Linked DNA regions of Homo sapiens: all the other regions are linked to region 1. Evidence: chromatin contacts called from ENCODE Hi-C or POLR2A ChIA-PET data. All regions are on one chromosome and are shown on one strand. The core of a region is the stretch at or near the end of the contact, and the rest is flanking DNA. Distances in the headings are between cores, read along the strand shown. Region 1 holds the start of ZNF677 (zinc finger protein 677). Region 2 holds the start of ZNF765-ZNF761 (ZNF765-ZNF761 readthrough). Region 3 holds the start of ZNF761 (zinc finger protein 761).

What was found. A loop is a pair of places that touch in the nucleus more often than their neighbours do. ChIA-PET counts read pairs that join two places held with the same protein, here RNA polymerase II (POLR2A). Pooled maps may share reads with other maps.
Region 2: a loop to region 1 is called in a map of prostate gland, with 2.5 times the contacts of the local background. The contact joins the promoter of ZNF765-ZNF761 here to the promoter of ZNF677 in region 1. A Hi-C loop is called at or near these places in 2 of 168 maps with a recorded cell type or tissue (naive thymus-derived CD4-positive, alpha-beta T cell and prostate gland), 1 of 37 single-sample maps with no recorded cell type and 15 of 50 pooled maps. POLR2A ChIA-PET finds 5 or more read pairs at or near these places in 2 of 52 experiments (H1 and WTC11).
Region 3: a loop to region 1 is called in a map of CD8-positive, alpha-beta T cell, with 14 times the contacts of the local background. The contact joins the promoter of ZNF761 here to the promoter of ZNF677 in region 1. A Hi-C loop is called at or near these places in 1 of 168 maps with a recorded cell type or tissue (CD8-positive, alpha-beta T cell) and 7 of 50 pooled maps. POLR2A ChIA-PET finds 5 or more read pairs at or near these places in 1 of 52 experiments (Caco-2).

The regions. Positions count from the first base shown.
Region 1 is chr19:53,253,352-53,257,838 of GRCh38, reverse strand. ZNF677 (zinc finger protein 677) reads left to right here and starts at 2,966. Exons shown (of 5, transcript NM_182609.4): 1 at 2,966-3,005.
Region 2 is chr19:53,393,641-53,397,837 of GRCh38, reverse strand. It overlaps ZNF765-ZNF761 (ZNF765-ZNF761 readthrough), which reads right to left and starts at 2,689. Exons shown (of 13, transcript NM_001350496.2): 1 at 2,645-2,689. It overlaps ZNF765 (zinc finger protein 765), which reads right to left and starts at 2,689. Exons shown (of 4, transcript NM_001040185.3): 1 at 2,645-2,689. RefSeq lists a silencer at 2,620-2,819.
Region 3 is chr19:53,428,989-53,433,233 of GRCh38, reverse strand. ZNF761 (zinc finger protein 761) reads right to left here and starts at 1,250. Exons shown (of 5, transcript NM_001289951.2): 1 at 1,206-1,250. The region is part of intron 9 of ZNF765-ZNF761 (ZNF765-ZNF761 readthrough); the gene reads right to left. It also overlaps the pseudogene TPM3P9. RefSeq lists a silencer at 1,294-1,373.

The DNA of each region.
Region 1 (4,487 bases), core at 1,717-4,216:
TCTCCTCAGCTCCTATCTCTGTATGGCCTGGCTTTTCCTAGGTTATGATTATAGAGCGAGGATTATTATAATATTGGAATAAGAGTAATTGCTACCAACTAATGATTAATGATATTCATATATAATCATGTCTATGATCTAGATCTAATATAACTCTTGTTGTTTTATATATTTTATTATGCTGGAACAGCTCGTGCCCTCGGTCTCTTGCCTCGGCAGCTGGGTGGCTTGCTGCCCACAAATAGGAAGATCATTCCAATTTTCAGGTCCACAGAGGCCATTCTGTCATTTTCCAGCACTCAATATTGAGTAAGCAGAAGGTTCTGCATGGCAACACGAGTTGTGGGCCACATTTTCATGGAAAATAACCTTTCACTTATGACGATTTCTTCCCCCTGAATATTAAAAGTGAAATATATAGAGAGATATATTGTTAACAAATTTCCCATTTCGTGTATTTCTTTTTACAGCACCTACAATGTATGAGTGACTTTTATAAATGCTGTACCTATTCTGACATTTAATATTCACAACTCCATGAGGTAGGAATTCATATTATTCTCCTTTCACCAACTCTAAAAGAGTTTAAGCACAAGGAGATTAGGTGACTCATTTAAATACCAGAAGAGTGAAGATTTGAACGTGAGTAGCCTGGTTGCAGTAACATTGGTGTTCACTACTACGCTATAATAGTTGCCTAGTTGTGTCCTTTATATATCTATACACACATATATATACATATACACACACACATACATACACGCACACCTACATATGTATAAATATTTGTCATGTTCACTTTATAAATTTGGTTTGATAATTTCCTATTTTTGTCAAAGTATTTATTCTACATATCAATATAACTTATGAGTGAATATTCATAGGTCTTGATAAGTTATAATAGGCACTAAATAATTTCATATGACCCAATGTATTTAATGTGAGTAGATGTTAAGATACCAGCAGAAACACTCATTTCACTGTCTGCAAAGACTAAAAATACTACGGCACCCATCACGGAAATTAATGTACAACATTAGGTAGAGTGTGCACTAAAATATGAGACATGAAACATAAAAGGTGATAAAGCATTTTAGGCTAGAAAACGAATCATTTTAAAGATTATGTAACTATATATTTATTATTTTAAAACAACTAACTGAAACTTGAATTAATATTTGATTTGGGAAACCTATGAAAATATAATAATTCTGCAAAATGGAATTTGAAAGTATGGAATCTTGTGCATTTAATACATTGAAAAGAGAAAGAGGCTGGGCGCTGTGGCTCACACCTGTAATCCCAGCACTTTGGGAGGCCAAGATGGGTGGGTCACAAGGTCAAAAGATCGAGACATCGTAGCTAATACGGTGAAACCCCGTCTGTACGGGTGAGACTCCGTCTCAAAAAAAAAAAATTTAAATACATATATGTATTTTTATATGTAAAATAAATAGAATTTTTATATGTGTATGTTTATATGTAAATAACATATATGTATTTTTATGCTAAAATGCACTCTCATTTTTTTTTCACCCTTCACCTGTTATCAGATGTAATTCCCAGTTACGAAAACAGAGACCCAAAGAGACAGTGGATAGACCTTGGTTTACTCAGATACCCCCATATGGGCTCATCTTCTCTTGGGGAGCCTCCAGTCAATAAGTTTCCTCTCTGGGCCCAAGAGAAATCAATTCAGTTGGCCAGGAGAATTGCCAAGCACATATTATGTTAAAAATACTCTTCCAAATAACTGAGAATAAAGACTTTACAGACTAAAGGCCAGGAGCGGTGGCTCACGCCTATAACCCCAGCACTTCATGAGGCCCAGGTGGGCGGATCACATGAGCTCAGGGGTCCCAGACCAACCTGGCTAACGTGGTGAAACCCCGTCTCTACTAAAAATGCAAAAATTAGCCAGGCATGGTGGCACACGCCTGTAGTCCCAGGTACTCGGGAGGCTGAGGCAGGAAAATCGCTTGACCCAGGAGGCGTAGGTTGCCGTGAGCCGAGATCGCGCCATTACAATCCAGCCTGGGAAACAGAGACTCCATCTCAAAATAATAATAAAAATAATAATAACGATAGTATATTAGTAATTAATAACTTAGACAAAACACAACATACCAACTCCAATAAATCCAGCACTTGGATTTGTAATTTATCTCAAGAAATGTGCATTAGGATAATAAAGGAAAATAAATTTAGATCGATACAAGCAGAACTTTGCGTTCTTTTAAAGCCAAGCCTCAGCCTTCCACCCCCCACCGCCCAGGGTCTGACCCCATAAATTCTCTGGAACTCAGCCCATGGTGCATCTCTGCCTCCTGGGTGACTGGGGAGCGGAAATAAAAATTACGTTCCAGTGAAAGTCAATATAAAATTGTACACTCCGCACAGGCACAAAAATGCATCTCATTCCAGTTTCCATCACCTACGCAGACAACTCCAGCTTTCGCTTAATTAAATACAAATTTTAATCGTCCGGATTTCAGAAGTTCCTGGATCCAAGAGCTTCCTTATACCGTCGCCCTCTCCCATCCACCAGGTCCCAGCGCTCCTCCCGCCTCGTCGCAGGACGCGCCTCCATCGCTCGCAGAAACGTTTTCAAGCAAACCTTTCCCATCTTAAGCTCCGATTCCAATATAAGGGGCCCACAGGTCTCTAATTTTTTACTTAGCTAGGCTCCAAAGGACACCATAGAGATTCAAGGGAATCCAAAAGTGAAGAATCGAGTACTGCTGGGCGACAAACAGGCCTAAAAAAGTCGCTGGGACGCGCCGAGGAGAGGTCCGGCAGTCCGACCCCTAGGCCCCGCCCATCCCGCCATTGTCCCCGCCCATCCCGCCATTGTCCCCGCCCATCCCCGCCATTTGCCCGCCCATCCCCACAGTTGTCCGCGCCCTGCCCCTGCCCTTGCCCCTTGCGCCGCCCCAGTGCACTCGCGTACGCGCAGGTTCCTGCCGACCCGGAAGCGGATCTCGCGGGGCTACTGGCGCTCTCGGGTGAGTCTCCGTCTTTCGGGTTCAAGCCTGCGCCTCGCGGGCCACAGGTTCCCACGCTCCGCTGTCGGGTTTTGGGGTCGCCCTGTAGGTTAAAACCCCGAACCTGCTCATTCCTCTCGCGGCGTGGCCCTAAGACGTTCCCAGTCCCGTCGCTCCGAGAGGGTCTAGAGATCTGCGTCCATTTCGGATTAAAATCGTTCTGAAGTGGGTACTGGCCCCGACCTTTTTGCTTTAGGTCAGTGTGGACACCGACCGCCCACCGCGTCGTTTCTCTGCTTAAAACTCTTCTCTGACTCCCTCTTCCCTCCCCCTGGTAAAGCCCTCACTCGGGGTGGATACACACCCTTCGCCCTTCTCCAGGGAGAACAGAGGGGAAGCAGAAATGGAGGATAAAGAGGGAGAAATGCGCGAAATTAGAGAGCCATCAGAAACAATAGCAGGGACTGAAAAAAAGGATGCTACCAGGATGGGGCCAAACACTCTGTCAGAGAAGGAGAGGAAGGGAAGCCAAATGAGCAGAAAGGGACAGGAAAACGCCGAAATGGGAAAAAGAAAAGGAAAGAAACAGAAGGTGGAAGAGAAACATTTATAGAGAGGGGGAAAAAAATCACATAATGGTGGAGAAAGGGGGGGGCACCCAAATCCATGTGAGTGTGGATTGATTTAATATGGAACATTAAGTTGTGAAGTACTGATGTATGGCTCTATAATTAATTTAAAATTTGCTTCATTGTTTGTGCAGAAGAGCATGAAAATTGCAAAACTACGGTGTGAGGCTTCTGCGTTTTCTAATTATTACATCAGAAGCAACCCTTATTCAGCCAGAGGGTTAACTGACTTAGCTCAGTTAATTCCAGCTCACCCTCTTCCCTTTCTCTGATCTTGAGGAGAGTCAAGAAATGGGAAGAAACTGTGACACCGTATGCTGCTTTTGCAAACAGACATTAACAATATTATTCCCTCCTTTTTTGTGTGTGGCTTGTGTCATTTTCTAAATTTGACGTGTATTCAACTTGTCTTAAATGTAATTCCATAATTTATTGGATTTAAAAAAAATTTTCAAAGTATTTTCTCTTAAATGTATTGTTCAGCTTATGAGGTTTAAATGCTTTCTTTTGCTTTCTTTTATTTATTTATTTATTTTTTTGAGACGGAGTCTCACTCTGTCACCCAGGCTGGAGTGCAGTGGCTTGATCTCGGCTCACTGCAACCTCCGCCTCCAGGGTTCAAGCGATTCTCCTGCCTTAGCCTCCCGAGTGGCTGGGATTAAAGGCATGCGCCACCATGCCCGGTGAATTTGTATTTTTAGCAGAGACGGGATTTTCACCTTGTTAGCCAGGCTGGTCTCGAACTCCTGACCTCAGGTGATCTGTCTCCGCCTCTCAAAGCACTGGGATTACAGGCGTGAGCCACCGCGCCTGGCCTAAATGCTTTCTACTTTTTATCATATATTGGAACTATTCTTTTATGTCTGGTACTTGA
Region 2 (4,197 bases), core at 1,440-3,939, 140 kb before region 1:
CTATGCTGCCGACCACACCAGGGACAATAAACTCCTACAGGAAAACTCCCACTCCCCTCCCGGAGAAGCCCACACACACGCTGCAGCAGTGGGGAGCTGGGGTGGGATGAGCTCCCCTTTAGGGCACAGACCCAGGCCTGACCAAACCTCATGCAAAGGCTGGGTGCGGTGGCTCATGCCTGTCATCCCAGCACTCTGGGAGGCCGAGGTGCGTAGATCTCTTGAGCTCAGGTTTGAGACCAGCCTGGGCAACGTGGTGAAACCCCATCTCTACCAAAAGTACAAAAACTTAGCCAGGCATGGTTGTGCACGTCTGTGTGTCTGTGGTCCCAGTTACTTAGGAGGCTGAGGTGTGAGGATCGCTTGAGCTCAGGAGTTCGAGACCAGCCTGGCCAACATGGTGAAACCCTGTCTCTACTAAAAATTCAAAAATTGAGCCGGGCACACTTAAGTTTACACGCTTAACCGCATCATAAAGTTGCAAGCAGTACTTGGAATCATCACTAATGAAACAGCAAATGCATTAGACTTACTGGCCCAGCAAGCCACAAAAATGAGAAATGCCATCTACCAAAATAGATTAGCTTTCGACTACCTCCTAGCCTAGGAAGGAGGAGTATGTAGAAAGTTTAATCTAACTAATTGCTGCCTAGAAATCAATGACAATAGGAAGGCTGTTATAGAAGTAACTGCAAGAATAAAAAAATTATCCCATGTTCCAGTCCAGACTTAGACAAAGTAGACTCCCGAGTCCCTCTTTAGAGGCTGGTTTTCCTCCTTCAGTCGATTCAAAACCTTAACAGGAGTGGTTCTAGAAATACTAAGAATTGGTTTAATACTCCCTTACCTCACCTCTCCTTGTTAAGAACGTTCAATCAACTATAGAAGCAATTGTGACTAGGCAGACTACCACTCAGCTAATAGCTCCATATAAATATCAGCCTGTGCCTAAAGAAGAAAACCTGCTCTTTCATGAAGAATCCAGTAATAGTGGTGCTTTCTATTAAAACCTTATTTATAAAAAGCAGCAAAGGGAGAAAACTGAGGCAGAAATTTAAAAAATCAATATGCATTCATTCACTCCAAAAAACTAACAGGCAAGGCAAGGGTTAAAAAGAAAAGAAGAACAAGTTTTCCTCTGCCTAGCAAGCTCACTTCAAGGACAGTTATAAGATAACGCTTTTTGTGCAGCTGAAGCCAAAGGAATGAGCTCCAGAAAACCCCACTTTAGAACAAGAGTGAAGAAAAAAAAAGTCTGTATTTAGCTGTTCTTGTTTTTCTTTCAATGCAGCTACAAGACCACCAGCTATGCAAGGCCACAAGTTATGCTATGCTATAGATTATGTGACCAATCATTACATGATTAACTGCTTTTATTTTGCTTCTGTAAGCCTGCTTATAAAAACCCCACTCTGTCTTTGTTGAAATGCTCAGCTTTTTAGATGTAAATCCACTGAGCCGGTGCGTACCTTAAATAAACATCGTTCTGTCTCCCGCATACCGGTCTCTCTAGTACTTAGTTTCCCGCAACACCATCTCTGCGCCTCCTCTGCTCTCCCTGTTACATTCTCTCTTCCCTGTTATACCCTCATCCCCACTCTCTAGCACCCCAGATCCCCAGGTGTCCTCCCTGCTGTGCTTCTCCCTCTGTTCTCCTTGCCACCAGCACCACTCTGCTCTGTCTGCCCTGGCTCCAAATCCCTCCTCCTCTCCCTCACTCTGATGAGCCTCCCTCTTTGCTGTCCCTCTCCCTACCTTGCTCTCTGTCCTTCATCTCTCTGTACATCTACCTTTTCTCTACATTTCTCCAGTTGCTTTTCTCCTCCTTTTTTTTTTTTTCCCCCACATTTGCTGTGTCTGGCAAATCCCTCACCCATCCTCTACTTTGCCATCTGTTATGAGTCTTTTTTATTCTTCTTTTCTGTCTCAGGTTTTCTACTGCTCTACGTCTGTCTCCTGATCCCTTTAGCCTACACAAGCACCGGAGGCTTTGGATAAGACACAGGAGGGTTTGGAGCAAAACGCCTGCATCCCGGGGGAGCGCATTTTCCAGGGGCTGGAGCTGGGCAGGCAAGAACACCCCGTGTCACAGGACAGGCCCCGGGCACCTCCCTAACTCGGGCTCAGGGAAAGCAGTGACTGTGGAGGCGAACCTGGGGAGCAGTAGGGCCCGCAAAAGGAGGGAGGCGGCGGCGCCACGGCGCCTTAAGACAAGGGTGGGGTCTGCAGGATCCCAGGACCAGACAGAGGACGCGGCCTCCTTGGGGCTGGGGCCGCCGCGCTGCGTCCAGCTGCCAACGAGGGCGAGACTGGGAGGCGCTCAGGGAGGGAATTCACCTCTCGGGTGAGGACTTTAAAAAGCGCGGGACGGGAGGAGTCAGAAAAAGTTTCAGAGCAGGAAAACTACGTGATAGAAAGTGTATACATTGCCCTATAGCAGAAACACCCGGGACGGGACCAGCCTCAGGGGGACCTTAAACCCAAAAGGAAGCGACCCCCGGACTCTCACGGGGTCGTCTCAACTTGCTCTGGGTGAAGGAAGACGGCTGAGAATTTCCAGGTTAGTGGAGACCCCACGCCCCAGGTACAGAAGCGCCAGGGACCTGGGAAGCACAGACTTAATACAAAACAGAGCGAAACTCACCCGCGGCGGTGGGATAGTCACTCCACGCCGTCCGCTTCCGGGTCTGCGCGAAGCTGCGCGCGCAGGAAAGAAGCCAGGCCTGGGCGGGACCCGCGAGGAGGTGGGCGGGCTTGGGCGAGGTAGGGGCGGGGCAGAGAGACTTTACCCTTTAGAACCGACAGAGGGCGGGGCTGTGGCGGGACCTGTGAGTCTCTCAGCCTGGCTCCCAGGGCCTCAGTTTTCGGGTTTTGGAGGCGAGACCGGCCAGGAAGGCTGAGGCATGATTCAAAAGCCCTGGAATTGTCTGGAACGGGGATGCAAACTGGAATGTAAAATGCAAAGCCCTGCCTGGATGGAACGTACGATTTCATGCTGACAGCCCACAAAACAGAATAGAAATCCTCTCCCTTTCCAGTCTCCATTCACTTGGGAGGGAGAGTCCACCCTGTGCTCAGCTGCAGAGACTTCCCTAGGGCCACCGCCTGGGATGTGGGACGGAATGCTCAGGCCAGCGAGGAGTGAGGTCACCACCTTCTGGATAAACACAGCAGGGATGTGGGCGCGGGCGCGGGAGACTGAGGTCCCAGCTACTCAGGAAGCAGCGGCGGGAGGATTGCTGAGCCTGGGGGTCCAGGCCAGCCTGGGCGACAATGTAACACCCCCTCCCGCAGGGCTCCCTTCCTCGTCACTCTCTCTTTTTTTTCCTTTTTTTTTAAACGTTTTAAAATAAGAGTTTGATTGTGTGAGATAGGGATCTAACAGTATTCTTTTCCATGTGGATATCCAGTTAGTTGCCTCAGCACATTTTTGGAAGAGATTTATTCCTTTATTTATTTACTTATTTCTTTTGTTTTGAGACAGAGTATTTCTCTGTCGCCCAGGCTAGAGTGCCGTGATGGGATCTCGGCTCACTGCAGCCTCTGCCTCCTGGGTTTCAGCGATTCCCCTGCCTCAGCCTCCAGAGTATCTGCAATTACAGGCGCGTGCCACCATGCCCGGCTAATTTTTGTATTTTTGTAGACGAGTTTCACCATGTTGGCCAGTGTGGTCTCAAACTCTTGACTTTAAGGGATCCACCTGCCTGGGCCTCCTCAAAGTGCTGGGATCACAGGCGGGAGCCACCGCGCCTGGCCAAATACTTTTTACTTCACTTTCTAATTGTTAAGAAAATACAATTGAAAACGAAACAAAAAAATCTTCCCCCAAATGACAAAACATCTCCATGACGATAATAGAGAAAGAAATAAACACCATTTTATTAATAAGTAAGCCTTAGACCAGAATGTGATGGGAAATAGAGGCAAAGAGCTAAGAGGTTGAAAAAAGAGAAAGACACTTCACAGTTCTATACAACCCATTAAGTACATGTTTTCAAGATAAACACTAATCAGTCCTCAGGGAAAAGGACTTGACAACACCCTTGGTCACACATAGTTCATCCTGGCTCTAGTTGGTAATGGAGGTGACCATCTGTGTCAGCTAATTAGCTTCATGCAGAGGGAGGGGGAGAAACACTAACCCATGTCTTTTTGACAAGTGTGAGTTTTACAACATGGCTACAGGTGCCCTCTCTG
Region 3 (4,245 bases), core at 1-2,500, 180 kb before region 1:
AAACCCCACTCCGTCTTTGTTGAAATGCTCAGCTTTTTAGATGTAAATCCACTGAGCCGGTGCGTATCTTAAATAAACATCCTTTTGTCTCCCCCATATCAGTCTGTCTAGTCCTCAGTTTCCCGCAACACCATCTCTGCGCCTCCTTTGCTCTCCCCGTTAAATTCTCTCTTCCCTGTTATACCCCCCTGTCCCCACTCTCTAGCACCCCAGATCCCCAGGTGTCCTCCCTGCTGTGCTTCTCCCTCTGTTCTCCTTGCCACCAGCACCACTCTGCTCTGTCTGCCCTGGCTCCAAATCCCTCCTCCTCTCCCTCACCCTGATGAGCCTCCCTCTTTGCTGTCCCTCTCCCTACCTTGCTGTCCTTCATCTCTCTGTACATCCAGCTTTTCTCTACATTTCTGCACTTGCTTTTCTCCTCCTGCTTTCTTATCGTTTTCTTTTCACTTTTGCTGTCTCTTGGCAAATCCCTCACCCATCCTCTACTTTGCCATCTGTTATAGGTCTTTCTCATTCTTCTTTTCTGTCTCAGGTTTTCCACTGCTCTCTGTCCGTCTCCTGATCCCTTTGGCCCACACAGTCACAGGAGGGTTTGGAGTAAGACGCCTGCATCCCGGGGGAGCGCATTTTCCAGGGGCTGGAGCTGGGCAGGCAGTAACACCCCGCGTCACAGGACAGGCCCCGGGCACCTCCCCAACGCGGGCTCAGGGGAAGCGGTGATTGTGGAGGCGAAACCCGTGGAGCAGCAGGGCCCGGCACAAGGAGGGAGGTGAAGGGGCGACAGCACCTTAAGGCAAGGGTGGGGTCTGCAGGATCCTAGGACCAGGCAGAGGACGCGGCCTTTCCGGGACTGGGGCAGCGGCGCTGGGCTCCAGGGGCCGACAAAGGCGAGAATCCACCTCTCAGGTGAGGACTTTAAAAAGCGCGGGGCGGGAGGAGTCAGAAAAAGGTTTACAGCAGGAAAACTACAGGTTAGAAAGTGTATACATTGCCCTGTAGCAGAAACACCCGGGACGGGACCAGCCTCAGGGGGACCTTAAACCCAAAAGGAACCGACCCACGGCCTCTCACGAGGTCGTCTCAATTTGCTCTGAGTGAAGGAAGACGGCTGAGAATTTCCAGGTTTGTGGGGATCCCAAGTCCCAGGTACAGAAGCGCCAGGAACCTGGAAGAGCAGACTTAATACAAGACAGGGCGAAACTCACGCGCCGCGGTGGCACCGTCACTCCACGCTATCCGCTTCCTGGTCTGCACGAATCTGCGCGCGCAGAGCAGAAGCCAGGCCTGGGCGGGACCCGCAAGGAGGTGGGCGGGGCCTGGACGAGGCAGGGGCGGGGCGCGAGGCGGAGAGACCTTGCGCTTTAGAGCCGGCAGAGGGCGGGGCCGGGGCGTGACCGGTGCTCCTCTCAGCTTCTCTCCTAGCACCTGTTTTCGGGTGGTGAAGGTGAGACCGCCCAGGAAGGCTGACGCATGGACTCAAAAGCCCTGGAATTGTCTGGAACGGGATACAAACTAGAATGTAAAATGCAAGGCCCTGCCTGGGCGGAACGTACGATTTCATGCTGACGGCCCACAGAACAGAACAGAAATCCTCTCCCTTTCTATTCTCCACTCACTCAGGAGGGAGAGTCCACCCCGTGCTCAGCTGCAGAGACTTCCCTAGGGCCTCCCCCTGGGATGCGGGACGGAATGCTCAGGCCAGCCAGGGGCGACCTGCTGGATAAACACAGCAAGGATTCAGGCGCGGGGGCGGGAGCCTGAGTTCCCAGCTACTCAGGAAGCAGCGGCGAGAGGATCGCTGAGCCTGGGGGTCCAGGCCAGCCTGGGCGACAAAGTAACACCCCTCCCTCAGGACTCCCTCCCTCGTCTCTCTCTCTTTTTTTCTCCATTTTTTAACGTTAAAATAAAATTTTGATTGTGTGAGATAGGGATACATTATTCTTTTCCATGTGGATATCCAGTTAGTTGTCCCAGCACATTTGTAGAAGAGATCTATTACTTTCTTTTATTTATTTACTTATTTCTTTTCTTTTATTTTGAGACAGAGCATTTCTCTGTCGCCCAGGCTGGAGTGCAGTGGCAGGAACTGGGCTCACTGCAGCCTCTGCCTCCTGGGTTCAAGCGATTCCCCTGCCTCAGCCTCCGGAGTACCTGCCATTACAGGCGCGTGCCACCATGCCCGGCTAATTTTTGTATTTTTGTAGGTGGGTTCCCCATGTTGGCCAGCTGGTCTCAACCTCCTGACTTCAAGTGATCCACCTGCCTCGGCCTCCCAAAGTACTGGGATTACAGGCGTGAGCCACTGTGCCTGGCCCCCCCAAAATACTTTTTACTTCACTGTCTAATTGTTGAGAAAATATAATTGAAAACAAACAAAAAGTCTTTCTCCAAATGAGAAATCATCTCCACGATGATCATAGAGAAAGAAATTAAAACCATTTCATTAATAAATAAGCCTTAGACCAGATTGTGATGCGAAATACAGGCAAACAGCTAAGAGGTTGAAAAAAGAGAAAGAAACTTTACTGTTCTATACAACCCATTAAGGACATGTTTTCAAGATAAACGCTAATCAGTCCTCAGGGAAGAGGACTTGACAACACTCTTGGTCACACATAGTTCATCCTGACTCTACTTGGTAATGGAGGTGACCATCTGTGTCAGCTAATTAGCTTCATTCTGAGGGACGGGGAGTAACACTAACCCATGTCTTTCTGACAAGTGTGAGTTTTACAACATAGCGACAGGTGCCCTCTCTGGTGAGGCTCCTACAGTCTGACAGAAACTGATATCAGCAGTAAATAATAAAATTTAGAATATATGATTAAGCACAGAGTTTATTTGAACACAAAGCATGAGGATAGCCACCTGGAAACATCAACTCCAAATGAATGGGATCAGCGTTCCCTTAGGTTTCACACACACGGAAAGACAGAGAAGCTTTAGAAGAATCACCACATTTTCCATTCAAGACCAGTACATAGGGTGCAGCAAGGTGATTGGTTATGGATTGATATACTTCAAGGAAGGTTACTTTATCACTCAATATAAAGGGACAATGATCCCAGGAGGTCTTATCTCTGGGGCTGCTTAGTCTTTTTAATTATTTACAGGAAAATTCTCTCTCTCTTTTTTTTTTTTTTTGGACGTAGTCTTGCTCTCTCACCCAGGCTGGAGTGCAGAGGCATGATGTCAGCTCACTGCAACCTACACCTCTCAGATTCAAGCAGTTCTCCTGCCTCAGCCTCCCAAGTAGCTGGGATTACAGGCATCCACCACCACATCTGGCTAATGTTTGCATTTTTAGTTGAGACAGGGTTTCACCATGTTAGCCAGGCTGGTCTTGAACTCTTGACCTCCGGTGATCTGCTCACCTCAGCCTCCGAAAATGCTGGAATTACAGGCGTGAGCCACCGTGCCCAGCCTATAAGTGGCTTTTTTACAGCGAATGCTATGCAAAACTTCTCATCAGTCATCATCATATTCAATAGCATTGCTTTTATCATATCACGGAAACCATTATTCTCATTTGGAACAGTCTGCCATCAACCTTCACAAATGCATATGGAAGCCCTCATGCTGGACTTCTCCTCACCCTAGAATCACCTGGGGGCAGGGTAGTTAATTGAAACAGCATGGATGTTTCCCCCGACACCAATAGACAGACGCTATGGGGAGGGCACAGGTGATGGTAGTAACTGAATATGACCATTTGATCCAACTGGAAGCCTGGGCTGAGAGCCTCTTAGCTAAGCACTGACTCTCAAGCTTTAAGGTGAATATAAGTCATCTGGCACTCCACAACCCACTGTAATAATGTTTGATTCTGCAGGTTTGAGGTAGCATTTATAAATTGGCATCTTTAACAAGTTCCCTGTTAATGCCAATGTTTCTCCCCTCGGACCCATTGTCAGAAGCACTGAGCTACAGAAGGCATGCCCTGCACACCAGAGCCCCTTCCACCCAAATATCTGCTCTCAGCACAGATACTGTTGGTTCCCAGGGGAGACCATAAATCACAGTCTTGAAAAGTCACTTTCTCTTTTTTTTTTCTTTCTTTTTTTCAGATGGAGTCTCGCTCTGTCGTCCAAAGTGCTGGGATTACAGGCTTGAGCCACCGCGACTGGCCTGATAGGAGGTGTTTAAAAGGAGCTTCAAAAGAGGTCAGTGCTCTACACTGAACGAAGGATGGAGGGTAATGGTAATGCCTCCACATTAAAATGACACAAATGCTGCTGTCTTACT